4 separate regions of the Homo sapiens genome follow, and regions 1, 2 and 4 are each linked to region 3. The links are chromatin loops, found by intact Hi-C in ENCODE. Cell type or tissue: Calu3. All regions are shown on one strand.

Evidence for each region. A loop is a pair of places that touch in the nucleus more often than their neighbours do. Peaks named below come from ENCODE experiments on the same cell type or tissue, not always from the same donor. Only the 100,000 strongest peaks of a DNase experiment are listed, where the experiment ranks them.
Region 1: a loop joins it to region 3, with 8 times the contacts of the local background. A loop is called at or near these places in 9 of 110 quality-filtered maps.
Region 2: a loop joins it to region 3, with 5 times the contacts of the local background. A loop is called at or near these places in 8 of 110 quality-filtered maps.
Region 4: it touches region 3 in a loop (6-fold over the local background); 6 of 110 quality-filtered maps call a loop at or near these places.

Annotation. Positions count from the first base shown.
Region 1 is chr16:17,272,831-17,277,830 of GRCh38, forward strand. All of the region lies in intron 2 of XYLT1 (xylosyltransferase 1), which reads right to left. Among named protein-coding and RNA genes, the nearest start is that of XYLT1, 200 kb to the right of the region's middle. In Calu3, no CTCF peak of the experiment used is centred here; DNase peaks (open chromatin) are centred at 501 and 2,741.
Region 2 is chr16:17,302,632-17,307,631 of GRCh38, forward strand. All of the region lies in intron 2 of XYLT1 (xylosyltransferase 1), which reads right to left. Among named protein-coding and RNA genes, the nearest start is that of XYLT1, 170 kb to the right of the region's middle. RefSeq lists a silencer at 783-852 and an enhancer at 3,270-3,770. In Calu3, no CTCF peak of the experiment used is centred here; a DNase peak (open chromatin) is centred at 2,080.
Region 3 is chr16:17,393,291-17,398,290 of GRCh38, forward strand. The region is part of intron 1 of XYLT1 (xylosyltransferase 1); the gene reads right to left. Among named protein-coding and RNA genes, the nearest start is that of XYLT1, 75 kb to the right of the region's middle. In Calu3, no CTCF peak of the experiment used is centred here; DNase peaks (open chromatin) are centred at 2,961, 3,721 and 4,381.
Region 4 is chr16:17,310,339-17,315,338 of GRCh38, forward strand. The region is part of intron 2 of XYLT1 (xylosyltransferase 1); the gene reads right to left. Among named protein-coding and RNA genes, the nearest start is that of XYLT1, 160 kb to the right of the region's middle. In Calu3, no CTCF peak of the experiment used is centred here; DNase peaks (open chromatin) are centred at 1,883 and 2,883.

The sequences.
Region 1 (5,000 bases), 120 kb before region 3:
CCTCCTGAGCTTTGCCTCGGAGATCTCAGAACCCCAAAAGATCCTTGTATTCCAGAGTGTTTGATGGAGGTGGCATTGTCCCTAATGAGGTGTTCTGGAAGCGTGTGGTGGCATTTCCAGTTATCACAATGATTGGGGGATGCTGTTGGCAATGAGTGGGTGGGAGAACATCAGAAACCCAGCAGGACAGGGGAACACTCGTGGCTGGACAATGAAGAGCTGTCCTGCATCCTGCACATCTTCTGAACGTCCCCAGATGTCCTGTGCGTAAACAACTCATTTATAATTATCCAGGCCAGGAGCCTAACTTAGATTTACATATGATACAACATTATTATGAATGGTTTTAACATAGCTGAATTTTCTAGGAAAGTAACTACTGTTTCACTCAAGAAGAGATTTTATATCACTTAGTTTGACCACAGTTTCAGAAAATTACATCATCAAAGGCCACACAAGCTGTGGCTGTGAGTCACCAACACACACATCCATTCCCCGCCTGCATTTGTAACTACTGAATTCTCACTGACTCAATACGCAGTAGCTGACCTCTTCATGTATCCTCCAGCCCCTTGCAACCAAGTGTGGACCACTGGCCAGCAACATCTGCATCACCTGGGAACGTGTTAGATGTGCAGAATCTCAGGCCCCAGCCTGGACCACAGGAATCAGGGTCTGCACATTAACAGCATCCCCAAGCAATTCGTCTGCACATCAAAAATTGAGAAGTACGCCAGGCATGGTGGCTCATGCCTGTAATCCCAGCACTTTGGAAGTCCGAGGTGGGCAGATCACTGGAGTTCAGGAGTTCGAGGCCAGCCTGGCTAACATGATGAAACCCTGTCTCTACTGAAAATATCAAAATTAGCCAGTTGTAGTGGTGGGTGCCTGTAATCCCACCTACTCGGGAGGCTGAGGCAGAAGGATCGCTTGAACCCGGGAGGCAGAGGTTGCAGTGAGCCAAGATCATGCCACTGCACTCCAGCCTAGGCGTCACAGTGAGAATCTGTCTCAAAAAAAAAAAAAAAAAATTGAGAAGTGCTAATGTTGTTGCACCCATCATTCATTCGGTCAGTCAGTCAGTCATTCGTTTATTTTGGAGACAGGGTCTCGATCTGTCGTCCAGGCTGGAGCGCAGTAGCATGATCTCGGCTCACTGCAACCTCTGCCTCCCGGGTTCAAGTGATTCTCCTGCCTCAGCCTCCCAAGTAGCTGGAATTACAGGTGCACGTCACCATGCCTGGCTAATTTTTGTATTTTTAGTAGAGACAGCGTTTCACCATGTTGGCCAGGCTGGTCTGGAACTCCTGACCTCAAGTGATCCACCTGCCTCAGCCTCCCAAAGTGCTGGGATTACAGGCATCATCATTTAAATAATAAAACATATTATCTGTTTATAAATTGCTGTCATATATTTCTTCTTCATACTATTTTAGCAGTCTATTGATCTTTTTTAGAGTTGTGGGTGTTTAAGTAGGATAGAATAAGGCTGGATTTCATTTCTGGTTGGGTGAAAGGAATGTTTTAAAAGATTTGTGACATTGAGCAGGGCTGGGTCTGCTGGGGTTAAAATCACAGGTTTATTCATTCCACATATGTTATTTGGGTGTCCACTCCCTGACAGATGGGGCAGGGGAAAAGGATATAGGAAGGGGAACTAAAGTATGCTTCCTGCTGTTGGTGGAATTCTGAGAAAAGAGAGGAAAGTAAGTATGAATATAAGTTATTTTAATATAGGACCAAAAGGGAGTGTAGGGATGGGTGTGCTCAGGATTTGAATTTCATCAAGGGTGTGGAGCCTCACATGGTCTGGGGTCCAAGGAGAATGGAGGAGACTTCACAGAGAAAGCAGTTTTCCAGCCTCATCTTGAGAAGAAAGGAGCAAGACAGACAAAGGAAAAAAGGGCTTTCCAGGCAAGGGCAAAGCATGTGCAAAGGTGTGGTGAGAGGACCAGCCCAACTCCTTTTATAATAACAACGATCCCAGCTAACACTTAGTGAACATTTACTCTAATGACTGAGCTACACACTTTATATAGATTATCTTTAAAACTCTCAGAGCAGGGCCGGGCACGGTGGCTCACATCTGAAATCCCAGCACTTTGGGAGGCTGAGGCGTGGGAATTACTTAAGCCCAAGAGTTCAAGAGTAGCCTGGCCAACATGGTGAAACCCTGTCTCTACTGAAAATACAAAAATTAGCTGGGCGTGGTGGTGTGCGCCTGTAATACCAGCTACTCGGGAGGCTGAGGGAGGAAAAACGCTTGGACCTGGGAGGTGGGGGTTGTAGTGAGCCAATATTGCGCCACTGCACTCCAGCCTGAGCAACAGAGGGAGACTCCATCTCAAAAATAAACAAACACATCAACAAACAAAAAACCCCAGAACAACTCTATTGGGTAGGTGCAATTAGTATCCACATTTCACAGGTGAAAGTATGGAGGCATAGAGAGGTTAAGTAACTTGCCTCAAATCACACAGCATGGTTATAAACTTACATTGTTACTCCTGTGGGCTGTTAACAACTACGCTTGGCTCAGTGCCCCACAGGTTTCTAAAGTCCCCCCCAGGAGGAAACACCACTTCCACCAAAGGCCCTGGAAGAAAGCAATCACTAAGTGAGCTGATCTTTGGCCTGGGGTGGGGAAGGGAGGAGTCCAGAAGTAAGAGAGTTATCTGAAAAGCCTGGGTTCCTGGTGTAAAGTCCTCTTGCCTGGCTGCCTGTGATTCATTCTCTACCTCTGTTATTTGAGATTCATTTCTAGGTTGGTGCCACGCCCCTGACTCCTGAAAGCCACAAACCACAATATTCTATTTGTCCCCTGGTTTTATTTCCCTATACACCTTCTCTGTCTCTCTTGATTCAACTCCCAGGAAGCCCTCTTGTCCTAACCATCATCCTTCCTCCCCAACATTCTCCGATCCAGGTCCTCTGGGACGGGGCACTTAAGGAGACAAATGGGTCTCCTGCTGTTGAAAAACACCCAGTTTTCAAACTCATCCTTTGCCTGTGTGGGCCCTATCCCCCACACACACCCTGCCACAGTGGGTAATGAATGGTTCACTTGTAAGCTCATTACCGCAGGGCCTCTAAAGAAATGGAAATGCTCACGGAGCCAGAGACATAAATAAGGAGAGGCGCCTGTAAATAAATAAATATAGATGCACATACACACACACAAACCCAGTTAATTTCTATCATCTGAAAGCCGGAACCATTTGGGGTGGGGAGAGAGAGAAAGAAATAGGCTCCTAATATTGCCATCCATGTGATTTCAGAACTGAGCTTCCCCAGAAGCTGCTAATAAATTATTTTTACTATGCAGAGGTACAAATGAATATGCTGCTGTCACCCCCTAAATCTCCTTTATGAGCATGTGTTTGCCTTGGCCCAACCTACTGGGGACAGGGGCTTCCGAGCAAGTTTTCATTGGCCAAGTTCCTGAAGGAGGCTGCCATCTTGAAGGTCTGCTCTCTGTAAGCTGCGGGTGCCCCACTGGCACTTCCTGTTTATGCCTGAGGTTGGCATGGCCTGCAGGACATCCAATGTCGATTGGAAGGCCACAGGAATCAAAGTGACAGCAGTGCCTACACTCAAGCTTTTGGAAAATGATTTCTGCAGCCTGGACTGAGAGCTGCTGTTCACAAGATGGAATGTACCCCTCTTGGCCATATACTTCAATAGGCCCTGACATTTTCTACCAAGTTTCAGGGTGGATATGCAAAAACCTCATCACTACCAACTTTCGCGTGCACTGTCATCATCCAGAAGGAAACTCTGGTCACTCCCTTTGGAGGCAGTGTATCCAATGTCCAGTTCTCCAACTGTTCAGAGCAAGAAGTAGGCCATGGAAATCATGGTGATCATGATATGCTACCAGGACACGATGGGCACCGTCCGATGAAGTTGTTATAAATGTATGCCCTGGAGTCACTCTTGAGGATCTGAAATCCAGCTCTACCACTTCCCAGCTGTGTGACCTAGGGAAAGTCGTTTACCCTCTCTGAGCCTTGCTTTCCTCCTACGTAAACTATCTATAATATCAAAACCTCGCAGGGCTAAAAAGATACGCTGACTTAACCAGTGCAAAGACACAGTTCAGAATAGTTAGCAGTTAATAAAAGGTAGCGGTTACCCACATCATTTCATGCGAACTCCTACAACGACTTTTCATACATTCATTCACAGATATTTACTGAGTGCCAAGTACATCTTAGGTGCTGGGGACATGTCTGTGAATAAGACAGACAGATGCCTGCTCCTATCGAGCTTATATTTTAATAGCATGAGACAGACAACCATCCTACCAACAACTCAATAAACAGATTCTATCACAATGTTGGGCATCTGTTATCTATTTTTATCTATTTTATTTTTATAATTTCAACTTTTATTTTAGATTCTGGGGATCCCTGTGCAGGTTAGTTGCATGTGTGTATTGTGTGATGCTGAAGTATGGAGTATGATTGACCACTTCACCCAGGTAGTGAGCGTAGTACCCAATGGTTAGTTTTCTAACCCTTGTCCCCCTCTAGAAGTTCTCGGTGTCTACTGTCACCACCTTTTTGCTTTTTGTTTTTCCAGACAAAGTCTCTGTCATCCAGGCTGGAGTGCAGTGGCGCGATCTCCAATCACTGCAACCTCTGCCTCCGGGGTTCAAGAGATTCTCCTGCCTCAGCCTCCTGAGTAGGTGGGATTACAGGGATGCACCACCACACCCAGCTAATTTTTGTATATTTAGTAGAGACGGGGTTTCACCATGTAGGCCAGGCTGTTCTCGAACTCCTGACCTCCTGTGATCCACCTGCCTCGGCCTCCCAAAGTGCTGGGATTACAGGGGTGAGCCCCCGGGTTCAACCTACTGTTTTCATCTTTATGTTCACGTGTACTCAATGTTTAGATCCTAATTCCAAGTGAGAACATGTGGTATGTAGTCTTCTGTTCCTGCGTCATTAATTTGCTTAGGATAATGGCCTCCAGCTGCATCCATGTTGCTGCAA
Region 2 (5,000 bases), 91 kb before region 3:
AGGTATGATGGTCCTATGGTTGTGTTTCCTTTCTTTGTCTCAGTTTTAATTTTTGCAGTCTTATTTTGTTTAGTACACCCATGCAGACTGCCATAAACCCTTCCTGAAAGAGGGATGGGTGTAAAGAGATGAATCAACAAACCACAGAACTTCAAAAGGTTCCAGAAAAAAGCCACCACTGGCACAATAACGGGTTACTCAATCCCCCAAGGCTTTTGAGGAAGACTAGGGAAGGAAGGGGTTGACCTTGGGTCTAGAATGGGTGAGGGGGAGAGAAAAGAGAAAGCGAGAGAGAGCTAGCAAGTGAGCACACATGTGACCGTGAGCTTAATGCAAGGGGATAAGCTGGGGTAGGGTTGGCAGTATGGGTAGGGAAGGGGAGTACATGGGAAAGGAAAGGGGAGGACTGGAGCTTCAGTCGTGATGGATCTTGAAAGACAGACCACTCACTGATTCCTTGGTTTACTCATTCATTCATTCAAGAACTACCATGTGCAAAGAATTGGGCTCCCTGCATGAGATACAATGATGTAAAAAATAATGACGTGGTTCCTGCCCTCATGGAAATCATATTTAGTTCAGGGGTTGGCAAACTACAGCTTTAAGACCAAATCTGGCCTGCAATCCTCTTTTGCGAACCAAAGTTTTATTGGTACACAACCACTCCCGTTCATTTGCATATTATCTACAGCTACTGTACAGCCACGCTGGCAGAACTGCTTAGCGGTGACAGAGCCCATGTGGCCAGCAAAGGCTCAGATATTTACTAATCTATCTGGTCCTCTACAGACAGTTTGCACACTTCTGCTTTAGCTGCTATTACTGTTGCTGTTGCATATTATTTGTGAGCATATAAAAATGTTTCCAATAAACAAAGAGACATGTTGATGCCCCCGTGAGTCCCCAGTTTTCTCTGCCATAAAACTGGCATAAGAGGGCCATTGTGAGGGTTCTAGGAAAAGCTCTAAGAAATAAGCCCAGAACACAGACACCTACAATCCTTTTACATTTTCATTACTAATGATATTACAATGGCTGGGAGTAAGAGGAGGAATCATTTCACGCCACATGTCTGTCTTTAAAACACATTCAGCCTTTTCACTCTGATTCTAGAAACAGGTATGATTAGTTGATCAATGGGACCTCAATCTAGACAATCCAGGCATTTGACCACATTCTCCTGATTTTTCAGATGAAGATTTTTTTTCCCATCATTTTGACATTTCTGGAACTGAGGCTTATCTTATAAACACTGTGTACATATGATTTATTAATTTGTATTTGTTAAGAGCAAATGATGTGGCAGACACACAAGATACAGGAACAAAATACATATGTGAGCAATGCATGTGTGTATATACATGTGCGTGTGTGTGTGTGTGTGTACAGGTGCATGCAGATATATATGATAGTTCATAAGACATCAATTTATGCTAACGTTGGAAGGTAAGAAGGCATAATTTATGCTTATGTTGGAAGGTAAGAAGGCAGTAACACCTTAAAGTCTGTCAGTTGGTAATAACCATCGTGGTGAAGGGAAAAAAAAGTAGATCAGAGGAACAGAGGAGAGCAGCAGTTTGCAATTTTCAGAGCAATGGCTGGGATAGCATTCCTCCCAAAATGACCTTTGATCAAAGACCAGAGGCAGGTGAGGAGCAGATGTGCTGGAATTCTGGCTTCAGGCACAGGTAAGGGCAGGTGCAAAGATGACTATCTCTGTCAGTGTGTCTTTTTTTCCCCCTCCTTCCTCCCCAAAGCTGTTGCCAACACAATACTGTCCTCCAGTCACAGAAATGCTGTATGTGGATGGTATAAGCATGCTGCGAAAAAATGCTGCAGGGATTTGGACCATTTGGACCGCGCAGGGGAGGGTGTTAAAGTGATTGTAACATGTTTTATTTCAGCTAGTTCTTCAAGCTCAGCTCCTTTGAAATAGCTGACATGTTTTCTTGGCCCTCAACCTGCTGTAAGCCTACGTCCAAAAGCGTCATATGTCAACAACCTGGTAAATCCACAGTTAAGATTTTTTTTTTCCCACAAAAAGTCATGGGAACCAAACAGGCTCTGACCAAAGTTGCTGGACCAGTTAAACCACTACCAGTTACTTCTTTGCCCACGGTGAGTAAGGCTGCTTGGGAAGGTAACCTATTTTCTCTGAATACTCTCAAAGCATTCAAGATAAATATATCTATTCATTTGTATATCCCCCAACTTGGCACAGATGAGGCCTTGGGTTTGGATAGTAAAATTTAACACTACCCTATGACATTTCAATGCTAAGTTTCTTGGCAAACTCACCAAGATTGCAGCTGTAGGCCCAGAAAGAAAGGGTGACAGCTTCCAGATGGCACAGGAATGATCTGGAAGTCCTTGCATGTTTATAGCACCACTCAGTGCCGCAGGGTGCCCACTGTGGGCCGGGGGTCATGTTTAATTTCACTAACTCCTGATGATGAGCCTGCATCATCTCCCTATTGTACAAAGGAGGCGACAGAGGTTCAGCAAAGTGCTGACTGCAAAGCCATCCCAGTTCCCCAAATCAGGATGCCCCCTTGTCTTGACCACCCAGGACAGGATGGGAGTCATTCTCCAACTTAGATTCCAGTTCATGTGTCCAATGTGAGCCTAAGACTACAGTAACTAATCTCACTACTTTCCCTATCTAGTTTCCAAAACAAAATGTCCTCTGGATAAGAGCGAACAGCAGAATGGAGTTTGTGTGTATGTGTGTGCAGCTTTAGTTTTCTTAATATTTACATATAATACAGAATACCTTCTTCTTCTTCTTTTTTTTTTTTTTTTGAGATGGAGTCTCACTCTGTCACCCAGGCTGGAGTGCAGTGGTGCGATCTCGGCTCACTGAAACCTCCGCCTCCTGGGTTCAAGCGATTCTTCTGCCTCAGCCTCCCGAGTAGCTAGGATTACAGGCATGCACCACCACGCCCAGCTAACTTTTGTATTTTTAGTAGAGACAGGGTTTCACCATGTTGGCCAGGGTGGTCTCGATCTCCTGACCTCATGATCCCTCCACCACCGCCTCCCAAAGTGCTGGGATTATAGACGTGAATACCTTCTTTCTTAACAGCATTAAACAGACGAAGTATTGCTCGACTAAGCATTTGTAACTATAAGGACCCGGCAAACCCCAGACTCTGACTTCCGGAGAACTTTATTTCCACATGAAAAGAGCCCACACATGTTAGAAACAGTCAGTCCTGTGTTCAGATTCCCCTTCCCCTGACACCGCCGTGGTGGGGAGTCCCTGTGGGGGCAGTCACTTCTTTCTTCTAACCTGAGTCTGACTCATCCTCTCACTCCTCTGGCTAAGGACAGGAAGGGACAGTACCCTCTGAGAACCTGCTGAGAACTGCTGTGATGTCCCTTCCCTGACCCAAACAGAAGGAGGTACCCCTGAAAAGGAGACAGGATTAAAAAGCCAACCCAGAGAGCCTCTGGGTGCCAAAGGACTGCCGAAGCTCTTTACCCTCCCTCTGTATGTGGAAATTTCAGGGTAACTTACCAAGTGCTTTCTTCTCTTAGGAGCCACAGTCTGTGTGTACTCAGATTGGGAGAATGCAAATATAAGCGGTTGGGAGAGGGAAAAAGAACAAGAGAATAGGAGCGAGAACATTGGGAGAGAGAGAACAAGAGACAGATAATAAATGAGAGGAGAAAAATTCGAGCTACACACCATTTTCACCCTATATACTGACTTTGAAGCCTTAAGGTCAGCCAGGCACAGTGGCTCACGCCTGTAATCCCAGCGCTCTGGGAGGCCGAGGCAGGCGGCGCGCATGTGTATACTCCAAGCTACTCTGGAGGCTGAGGCAGGAGAATGGCTTGAACCCAGGAGGCAGGGGCTGCAGTGAGCTGAGATCACACCACTGCACTCCAGCCTGGGTGACAGAGTGAGACTGTCACAAAAGATATATATATATATATATATTCCCTCTAAGTCTAAGTAAGATACAATTCCTCTATACGTGTGTGTTTCACTTTATGCAGCAGACAGACTTCCAAAAAACTGGATATGAATAAATTTCTTAAAATCTTTTTATATACATGAAAAGTCACAACTTTAAGGTACCCCATTCATGAGGACATGAATCCTTTGGTAAGATTAAACATCCAAATTCCTAGAAATATATCCCCTTGGGAATTTTGAGTTTCCTAGTCTTGAATGTCCTTACATTCATGAAGTCAAAAGGGTATTAGAGGCATCTCTTCCAGCCCCTTCACTATGCAGAGGAAGAATCTGAGGCCCAGAGAGGCAGGGTGACTTGCCCAAGGTCACACAGCTAGAGTGAGTCAGAGCTGAAGCCTGAACTTGGGAGTGTAGTCTCTGTAGAGGTGCACGTACTGGCGGTTACTCACTTGTGCTACCTGAAATAAATGGACCTGAGAATCTGGTAGTTATATGAGCCTGCAGTTTTGTGGGGTTTTTGTTGTTGTTGTTGTTGTTGTTGAGACGGAGTCTCACTCTACTGCCCAGGCTAGAGTGCAATGACATTATCTCAGGTCACTGTAACCTCCGCCTCCCGGGTTCAAGCAATTCTCCTGCCTCAGCCTCCTGAGTAGCTGGGATTATAGGTGTAGACCACCACGCCCAGTAATTTTTACATTTTAGTAGAGATGAGGTTTCACCATGCTGGTCAGGCTGGTCTCGAACTCCTGACCTCGTGATCGGCCCGCTTCGGCCTCCCAAAATGTTGGGATTATAGGCATGAGCCACCATGCCTGGCCGAGTCTGCAGTTTTAATGCCTTATTTTCTGGAAGTCAAAACTGTATTACTGAGGTGTTTCTCTTTTTCATTACAGGAGTCATCTCTATTTTATTTATATTTTGCAGTGAAATGATTTAAATCAAATGTGCTTGGGTGCAGAGGAAATCTGATCTGAAAGAGAGTTTTTATGGCAGAGAGAGAGCCAGCAGATACTTATTTCCTGCCTTGAAGAGGCCAGTAACATCCTGGTACAAGGGGATTCATCAATACATCTTT
Region 3 (5,000 bases):
CCTCAATGTGTTTATTTTTTATTTCTATAAATGTAAGGGGTGCAGGAGCAATTCTGTTACATGGATAAACTGTGGAGTGGTGAAGTGTGGGCTTTTAGTGTATACCATCATCCAAACGGTGTACATTATACCCATGAAGTAATTCTCATCATCCCCCCCAACCACCCTCCCACTCTTCACAGTCTCTAGTATCTATCTCATTCCACACTCAATGCCTGTGTGTACACATATTTAGCTCCCACTCCCACTGATGAGATCATGCTGTCATATCTCAATGTAGATGCTAAATGTTCACCAGCAATACATGCTACATCTTTAGAGTTCGGAAAAATGTCATATGAGTCTGGGTGTGGTGGCTCACATCTGTAACCCTAGTGCTTTTGGAGGCTAAGGTGGGAGGACTGTTTAAGCCCAGGAGTTCAAGACCAGCCTGGGAAACATAGGGAGACCCCATCTCAAAAGAATTAATTAATTAATTATTATTATTATTATTATTATTTTTTGAGATGGAGCCTTGCTCTGTCGCCCAGGCTAGAGTGCAGTGGCGCCATCTTGGCTCACTGCAAGCTCCGCCTCCTGGGTTCACACCATTCTCCTGCCTCAGCCTCCCGAGTAGCTCGGACTACAGGCGCCCGCCACCGCACCTGGCTAATTTTTTCTATTTTTAGTAGAGACGGAGTTTCACCGTGTTAGCCAGGATGGTCTCGATCTCCTGACCTCATGATCCACCCACCTCGGCCTCCCAAAGTGCTGGCATTACAGGCATGAGCCACCACGCCCGGCCAATTGATTTTTTTTTAAATGTCAAATGAAGTAAATTCTCAGACCCAAGTAGTTCCAAATATATTTAATAACTGAATCAGGTATCAGGTTTTAAATTAATGAAAATGAAATAAAAGTAAAACTTCAATTTCTCACTGCTCTAGCCACATTTCCAGGGCTCCTGATATAGCCCCATGTGGCTGCTGGCCACCTCACTGGACGGTACAGGGGTGGCTCATGTCACCCACCACAGCAGCGATCACCGTTGCAGTTCACGGAGAACAGATTTCTACTCTGCCTTCATGGAGGTATCTTCTCCATGGGAGGCAGCGGTGGTCTCCACACGATCCACCAAGTCCAACCCTGCCAGCTTTTTCATTCTGCTCTCTCAGAGAAGCTGATATGGCCCAGTGATTCCAATAGGGAGCATCTGGGCAGAGTGCCCTGGAGGCAGCAGTCCATCCTCACTGACATACAGCACAACTTTACCCACTGTGCAAGAAGCACCTGAGCTTCCATGTCAGACCATGGAGGAGGACAGCATTTCTGGAGATAAATAAAGCCACCACGCTTAGAGAAAACAACAGAGGAGGGTGGGAAGAGCTCTGGCCCTGGAGCTAGACCGCCTGGGTTTGAATCCCAGCAGTGCTACTGACCAGCTATGTGACCTTGGGCACACAATTTAACTTCTCTATGACTCAGTTTACCTATAGGCAAAAGGTCAGCACCTACCCCTTAGAGGAGTTGAAAAGGACAAATGAAACAGAGTATATAAAGCATTTGTTGGGCTGGGCATGGTAGCTCATGCCTGTAATCTCAACACTTTGGGAGGCCAAGGCAGGAAGATCGCTTGAGGACAGGAGTTCAACACCAGCCTGAGCAAGAGAGTGAGATCCCTGCCCATCCCCCCTGTATTAGTCCATTTTCACACTGCTATCAAGAACTACCTGAGGCTGGGTAATTTATAAAGAAAAGAGGTTTAACTCACTCACAGTTCCACATGGGCTGGGGAGGCCTCAGGAAACTTACAATCGTGGCAGAAGAGGAAGAGGGGCAAGGCACATCTTATACGGCAGCAGGAGAGAATGAGAGTGAAGGGGGAACTGCCAAACACTTTTAAAGCATCAGATCTCATGAGAACTCACTCACTATCATGAGAACAGCATGGGGAAAACCTCCCCCCTCATCCAATCACCTCCCACCAAGTCCCTCCTTTGGCACATGGAGATTACAATTCGAGATGAGAGCTGGATGGGGACACAGAGCCAAATCATATCAACCCCCACCCACACCAATCTCTTAAATATTAAAAAATGGAAGGGTGGTGCATTCCTGTAGTCCCAGCTACTTGGGAGGCTGAGGCAGAAAGATTACTTGAGCCTAAGAATTCAAGGCTGCAGTGAGCCATGATCGCACCACTGCACTCCAGCCTGGGCAGCACAGCGAAACCTTATCTCTAAAAAAATAAAAATAATCACATAAAACAAAGCATATGTCACAAGTGCCTGGCACATCACAATGACTCCCTATAAATAATCATAATAATTATTCTTGCTCATTATAATACTTTGAGCTCTGCTCACAGAAGTACAGAACAACACAGGTGCCCCTGTTAAACTGAAGCCAAACTTCTAAAGCAGATCAATTACCAGGAGATCATTCACAATATAAAGGATTCTCATCGGGGACTCCTTTAAATACAGTGAAATCTGTGAAGGGCTTTTCAAATCGGAATCAATTTACCATATTGACATGGAATTCTTCAGGGACCCTTCGGGGAAGGACTCAGATGTAGTGTCCTCTCTGTCACTCTCATCTGTTGGTTGGTGAACAGCAGACTCTGTTCACCATTCCTACAATCAGCCAAGGGGGGCTGTGATGTTTCACAAGGCGCCACGGCAGAGAGATGAAAGTTGTTATGGGTGCTGTTGGATTTTAGGGCTGCTAAGAGAACCAGATGTTTAAAAGTAGCCCTGTGCAAGTCCAAGCCAGAGCTGCCAAATTCTCGACGCATGAAAAACAAAGGCGTCTGGCTTGGGAAAGTTTGTCCCAGGCAGACTCTCTGAGTCTATTTAGAAAGGGTTACAATGCAACGTTTGTATCTACACCCCTCCTGTACAGGTTTGCAAAACCGGAAATAATGCCTGTCACTCATGCAGTGACTCCTGGGCACAACCTTACAGCCAGTCCCTGTGCTGGGCATCAAGGAAATACAGAGATGACGTGAAATACCTGCTGGGTGAGCCATAGAAGCAAAGCGTTATTTGCTTCTGAGTCTGAAAGCTCAGCTGGGTGACCTTGGGCATGTTGCTTAACCTTTCTGTGATTCAGTCTTCTCATCTGTGAAATGGGGATAGCAGCAGGACCTTCCACACAAACTCACTGTGAGAAATGAGTAAAGATAAATGAAGGGGTTGGAACAGCTCCTGGCACACAGTAAGTGCTCAATAAATGTGTTTATTCTTAGTTGTGGTAGTAGACTGCTGATAAGGGGCTAAATTCAGGGTGTTAGGGTAGTACATAAAAAAGCTATCTAGGCTGGGCGCGGTGGCTCACGCCTATAATCCCAACACTTTGGGAGGCCGAGGCAGGCAGATCACTTGAGGTCAGGAGTTTGAGACCAGCCTGGCCAAACAGTGAAACCCTATCTCTACTACAAATACAAAAAATTAGCCGGGCGTGGTGGCAGGTACCTGTAATCCCAGCTACTCGGGAATCTGAGGCAGGAGAATGGCTTGAACCCAGGAGGTGCAGGTTGCAGTGAGCCAAGATCAGGCCACTGTACTCTGGCCTGGGCAGAGTGGGACTCCACCTCAGAAAAAAAAGTATCTAACTAGAGTATCAGGAAATGATTACCATCCCATACCATAGCCAGATTCAGCTCGTGGCCTATTTTCGCAAATAAAATTTTATTGGCACACAGCCACGTTCATTTGTTTACATGTTATCTCTGGCTGCTTTCCGGCTGCAGAGGCACAGTTCAGTAGTTGCCAAGGAGACTGAAGGGCCCTCAACATCTAAAATACCTCTTATCTGCTCCTTTAAGAAAAGGCTGGCCAACCTCTGATCCAATTCAATTCAGGAGGGATGTGATCAGGGAAGGCTTCCTGGAGGGTGACAACGTAAATTTTCCTTGGTTAATATTGACTCTTGCATTTCAGAGTTATTGAGGAGGATGCTTGGATCGGCAGGTTCGGGTAACAGAAAGGAAATAAGCATTGCCATCGACCTCTATCTGAATCAAATCCTACAGCAGGCATCACAGAACGGTGGCTCATGGGCCCAGAAACAGTCTGCAATCTAATTTGATATGAACCTGTGGTGCTTAAAAAACACCCGAGACAACATTGGATGGCTGGGATACATCATAATAAACCGCCTTTCCGGCTTCTATTAAAAACTCTGACGATCTGGCAACCCTGGGCCCACCCTTCCCATGGAGACCCCTTTTGCTGGGGTACCTGTTCTCCAGATCACCATGAGAACCTTTTCATTCCCCCCTTTACTCTATGTCTACAGCCTCTGCTCTGATGCTATCAAAGGCCTCTCACACATATTCTTGGTTCCCTGCCAACCCAGGCAGACAAGGCAAGCTGAGAAAACTAAAGTTCAGAGAGGTCAAGTGACTTTCCTAGGGATAGCCATCTGGTGAATGATAAAGCTGGACCGGAACCTGAGCCTTTGAGTCTAGCTCACTGTCCCTCTTCAGACATACAAACAGCGGAATGAGTCATTGCTACGATTTTACTAGGGCACTCCATAGTTTGAATAGCTCTTTTTTTTTTTTTTTTTTTTTGAGACAGTGTATTGCCCAGGCTGGAGTGCAGTGGTGCGATCTCGGCTCACTGCAACCTCTGCCTCCCGGGTTCAAGCGATTCTCCTGCCTCAGCCTCCTGAGTAGCTGGGATTACAGGCATGCACCACCATTCCCGGCTAATTTTTGTATTATTAGTAGAGACGGGGTTTCACCGTGTTGGTCAGGCTGGCTCAAACTGCTGATCTCGTGAACAGCTCTTTCACATATACGAGTCCAGATTGGAAAATGCAGACCTTGGATCCACGGAGGCCACGTAAATATTGAGTGGCATATGGTCACCAAAGGACTGACAAGGCAAGAGGCTAAAACTCCAGAAAGATAAGGACTAGAAGTGCATCTAGTCTATCTCAGGAGTCAGAGTGGGCAAATCTACTGAATCCAACAAGCACTGCTTAAGTGCCTGCTGGAATCAAGACAAAGA
Region 4 (5,000 bases), 83 kb before region 3:
GCTCCTGTTCCCTTTGGGTCAAGACTCACAGTCATACAGTCTCCGTACACTGGGAATTTAATCCCATTTCACTTATCACAGTCCCACTCAGTGACTGGCATCTGTCCCCACCAGATAGTGATGTGGCCTGAGAGCAGGAATTGCATCTTCTGCTCAATAATGTGCCCTCCTCCTACTCAGGGTCAGTAAACATCTGTGGAATAAGTAAGTGCATAAATGGGGAAAAGGCAGGCCCGGCGCAGTGGCTCATGCCTGTAATCTCAGCACTTTGGGAGGCCAGGGCAGGTGGATCATGAGGTCATGAGTTCAAGACCAGCCTGGCTAACATGGCGAAACCCCATCTCTACTAAAAATACAAAAATTAGCCAGGCGTGGTGGCACACACCTGAAATCCTAGCTACTAGGGAGGCTGAGGCAGGAGAATCACTTGAACCTAGGAGGCAGAGGTTGCAGTGAGCCGAGATCGTGCCACTGCACTCTAGCCTGGATGACAGAGCAAGACTCCATCTCAAAAATAATAATAATAAAGGAGAGAAGGAAGAGAGAGCTTTGTTCCGAGTGTAGACAAAGAGGGTTTCTTTCAGGGGTCATGTCCCACAGCTCCATTCCCAGACACCATTAGAATAAAACACAGCATGGTGTCAGAGCACGGAGAAAAAGGTGAACTTCCTTCTGCCTCCTTTCCAGCTCACACGCATCTTGTTTCCAGCCCCAAACTTGATGAAGATGGGGCTCCCTTCCTTGCCTTCAGCCCAGGATAATCACCTGCTGCAAATTTACCCGGTGTTTAAATTGTAACAGCAAGTCACCAAGCTCTTATTGTCACAGTAGCAGAAGGGGTTACATCAGAGTAGAAGATGTGGACCTTGGCCTCAAGGAGCCCAGCAGTATCAGCACTCAGGAGCTGGTTAGAAATGCAGACTCCCAGGCCCCACCTCAGATGGGCTGAATTAGAACCTGCATCTTAACTAGGTCCTCTGGTTCATGTGAGCAGCCTCGTGGGCTGCTCATGGGCTTCAGTAGCCTGCTCATCAGAATCATCTGGAAGATTTGTTAAACTACAGATTGCTAGAGCCCTGCCTTCACCCCCAGTATGTGATTCCAAGAGTCTGGGGGTGGCAGGTGAAGGTGCGTTTCTTTCCATTTCCCATGTGATGCAGCTGCTGTTGGTTCAGGACCACGCTTCGAGAACAGCTGCCCTACTGCTCAGACCCAGGCACACAGCTTAGTTTCCAGCCAGATCCATGGGACTGTGGGTGAATTCCTTCCTTCTTCAACAACGTTGATGCTGATTTCATGCTGTTTGTGCAACTTAGGCAGTAAAAAGTTTCCTTTCCCCCTTGTGTGTATTAGTCTGTTTTCACACTGCTGATAAAGGCATGCCCGAGACTGGGTAATTTATTAAGAAAAATAAGTTTAATGAACTCACAGTTCCAAGTGGCTGGGGAGGCCGCACAATCATGGTGGAAGGCAAAAGGCACGTCTTACATGGCAGCAGGCAAAAGGAAAATGAGAGCCAAGCAAAAGGGGTTTCCCCTTATAAAACCATCAGATCTCATGAGACTTATTCACTACAATGAGAACAATATAGGGGAAACTGCCCCGATGATTCAGTTATCTCCCACTGGGTCCCTCCATGGAGGGAGGGAATTATAGGAGCTACAATTCAAGATGAGATTTGGGTGGGGACACAACCAAACCATATCAATGGGGGTTTAAGCAGAGGTCTGAGGCCCAGAAAGGCCTTCTAGAAGAGTCAAGGTGTGAGCTGGAGGATGAAAAAGAGCTTGCCGACAGACAAGAGGAAGAGGGGCGTTCTAGACACACAGCACTGCCCAAGCCAAATGAAGCAGGCGTGAAGCCAGGCACGCCCAGGGGGTGACTCATCTGCTGTGCCCAGAGCTCAGGCCAGGTAGGAGGGAGATCCAGGGGAAGGGTAGGGCCTGGAGATCACAGAAGTTCTGCCTCCTGTTACCTGTAAGATCCCTGCTGGCATAGTACTGTGAAGGACTCAATGAAACATCCCTGAAATCCTCATGATCATCAGGGCTGGCATTCCTGTAGCGCTTACCATGTATGGGGTCTTGTCTCAGGGCCTTACCCGCATTAACATGTTTTTCTTTCTAACTTAAAAAAATAATAATTATAGACTCACAGGAGGTTGCCAAGATAGCAGAGTTCTGCACTCCCTCACCCAGCTTCCCCCAATGGTGACATCTTATGTAACTGCAGTGCAATATTAAAACCAGGCAATTCACATCAGTACAATACTGTTAACGGGACTGCAGATTTTGTTTTTGTTTTCACCCATTTTCAACATACTCATGTGTGTATCCGTGATTCTATTTACTGTTTAATCTTCACAGCAATCCTATTATCCCATTTTGCAGATGGGAAAACTGAAGCACAGACAGAATAAAGACAGAATAAAGTGACTTGTCCAAGGAGCTCGAATTCAGGGAATCTAGCTCTAAGCTACTATGCAGTGTTACTTCTCCGGCAAGTTCTGGTAACTAGTGCAAACTCGCTCATGGATCAGAGATGTTTCTGAGGGTACTCATATTTGAAAAGGACTTCTAGGTGTCAAATGTAGGTTCCAGACCCATCCCAAAGAACCGGATCCTCTTGGAAAAGCTCCCCCTGGCCGGGGCTGAGCAGGGAAGCTGGGAGAGAGGGCATGTCCGCCCAGGGCCATGGCCACAGATCCCCAGCCTTGTTGGCTCCTGGATAGTCTCTATCCCAGCTCAAAGGTGTGCCTGTCTGCCTCATCTGCTCTCAGGTTTCTGGTCTGGTGATGTTCTCGGGACTGGCCTGGGCTGCCTGCCAACACCAGAACTAGACAAAAATCTGCAGTTCTGAGCCTCAGCCCCTGCCCCTGGAGCCCTGGCAACTTCACAGAGGCCTGCTTGTGAGGCCAGGAAGCAGGAAGCTGGGCTGCTCAGCCCTCCGCCAACCTCCAGGCCCCTGGCTGCTGGGGCTGGAGGAGGGAGAGAGAAGGGGACAGACAGGACATCCAGTAAAGCTGTAACACCACCAAAAAAGGCCTCCCACACAAGCCAGCCTTGGCAGCCAGCGACCTACCAGACAAGGCCCCCCTTTCCTGCTGACTTTTATGGAGTGTTGGGCTCCTTGGAAGGGAATGTTCCCTGTGCTTAGAAATATGTGGAGATGATCTATGCATGTGGACAGGGACTGCTTAGACCCATGCACACAGCTTGGTTTCTAGCCAGATCCGTGGGACTGTGGGTGAATTCTTTCCTTCAACAGCATTGATGCTGCTATAATGCTGTCTGTGTAACTTAGGCAAGAAAAGGTTTCCTTTCATTAGAGGGGAAAACATCCAAACCATTAAAAAAAAAAAAAAGTTCATAGGAATCCATGATAGCATTGGGAGTGGTTCTGCCCAGACATGGAGCGACTGTGGTTAGGACCCAAGAAACAGCCTCATCTGTTAACCTCTCCAAGACTCAGTATCCTCAGCTGAAAAGTGTGGATTAGGCTGGAAGGATCCAGCCCAAACTATGAACCTACAGGGAGAATGGGAATAAGGGGATATAATTAAGGGGCTTTTATTTCTATTCTGTCCAGAGATTCAAAATGCAGTTGCCTCAGACAGGCCAGGCCTCAGCCATGTGTCAAGGTCATCAGTGATAAATCAATCCACCCTGGGAGGGTCAGGACACTGGAGAGGGTCTGTCCAGCCAAAAGAACATTAGAACTCAATTGTTTTAAGACACTCTGCAGGCCAAACCAAACTTGTCGACTCACTAGTTACTAGCTTTGAATTCTAAAGTCGACTCTTGTCCAGAAATCATTTCAGGAGCTCCAAAATCTCAAGATCAGGAGATCCTAGAGAAAGATTAGAAGCAACAGGCCCCTTGTGTGTGGCCCTTAAGTTAACACGTCACTGGCTCCCCAGCAGGGAACCTGGTGGGCCCTGACTTCAGGAGCCTCCCCAGGCCCACTCATCACCCACAAAACAGCACCCTTGGGGTGCTGCAGAGAGGGAGGAAAAGTGCTTAGTCAGCCCACCCCGCTGCACGTTGCCGAGTCAGTCATTTTTTTAGAGCCCTCTAGAAACCACTAGATTCCAGGTCCTAGAATATGCACTACAGGCTTCCCTTGGAGCATGAGAAGTACCTCTCTGACTCCCACCAATTGCTCCTCCATGAATGGCAGCCATCCATCCATCTGCTATCCAAGAGAACGCATACTGGGTGAAAATGTATGCACAATCAGCTGAGAGCAACATGCGAAACCAAATTATTATCTATCCCCTCCCATTCCAGGAAAGAAAGGCCTGTGATGAAAGACACAGAAACAAGAAAACCACTACACTAGTGAGAGAAAAATCAATAATCAAAGTGATAGAGGAGAAACTTGACAAACCAAAGCTAACAGAATAATTATGATTAACATTAGATGAGGCTCTGAGCTCCCTGGTGGCCAAAGCAAAAAGGGATGCTTTGTATTATATAACTCATATACAACTTGACAGCTAGAAGCTTAGCCAAAGAAAAAGAGAAAAGTTCAGTCCTGGTACGAGTTTGTCAGGCAGGTGTGTAGGTGGCGGAGGTGATAAAGTAGAGAGGTGAGAGGTACCCAGGTCAAATGCAGCCTGGTGGGCCAAGGTCAGGCCTTGGCTTATACTGAAAGAGGCATGAGGAGCCACGTGGCGGGTTATTCGCAGAGTCAAGACTTCATCTGACTCATGATTTAAAAGAGCAGCTCTGGGAGCTATGCTGGGGATGGCCCACCTGGGGAAAAGGCAGAAGGAGGGAGGAAGATTTAGAGACTACAGAAAAAAGCCAGGCAAGTCCTTAGGAGAAAATCCATTCTCCTTCCTAGGACTGACTTACAAAGCTCAGCATGTCCTGAACCTGCCTCTCCATTCAACCCAAACTCATTTCTCTTTCCCTCCCTCCAGCTACCCTGGTCTCCATCTATCTCCTGCCTTGTGGATGCTCTTTGTCACCTTGTGCATTTGCACATGTTCTTCC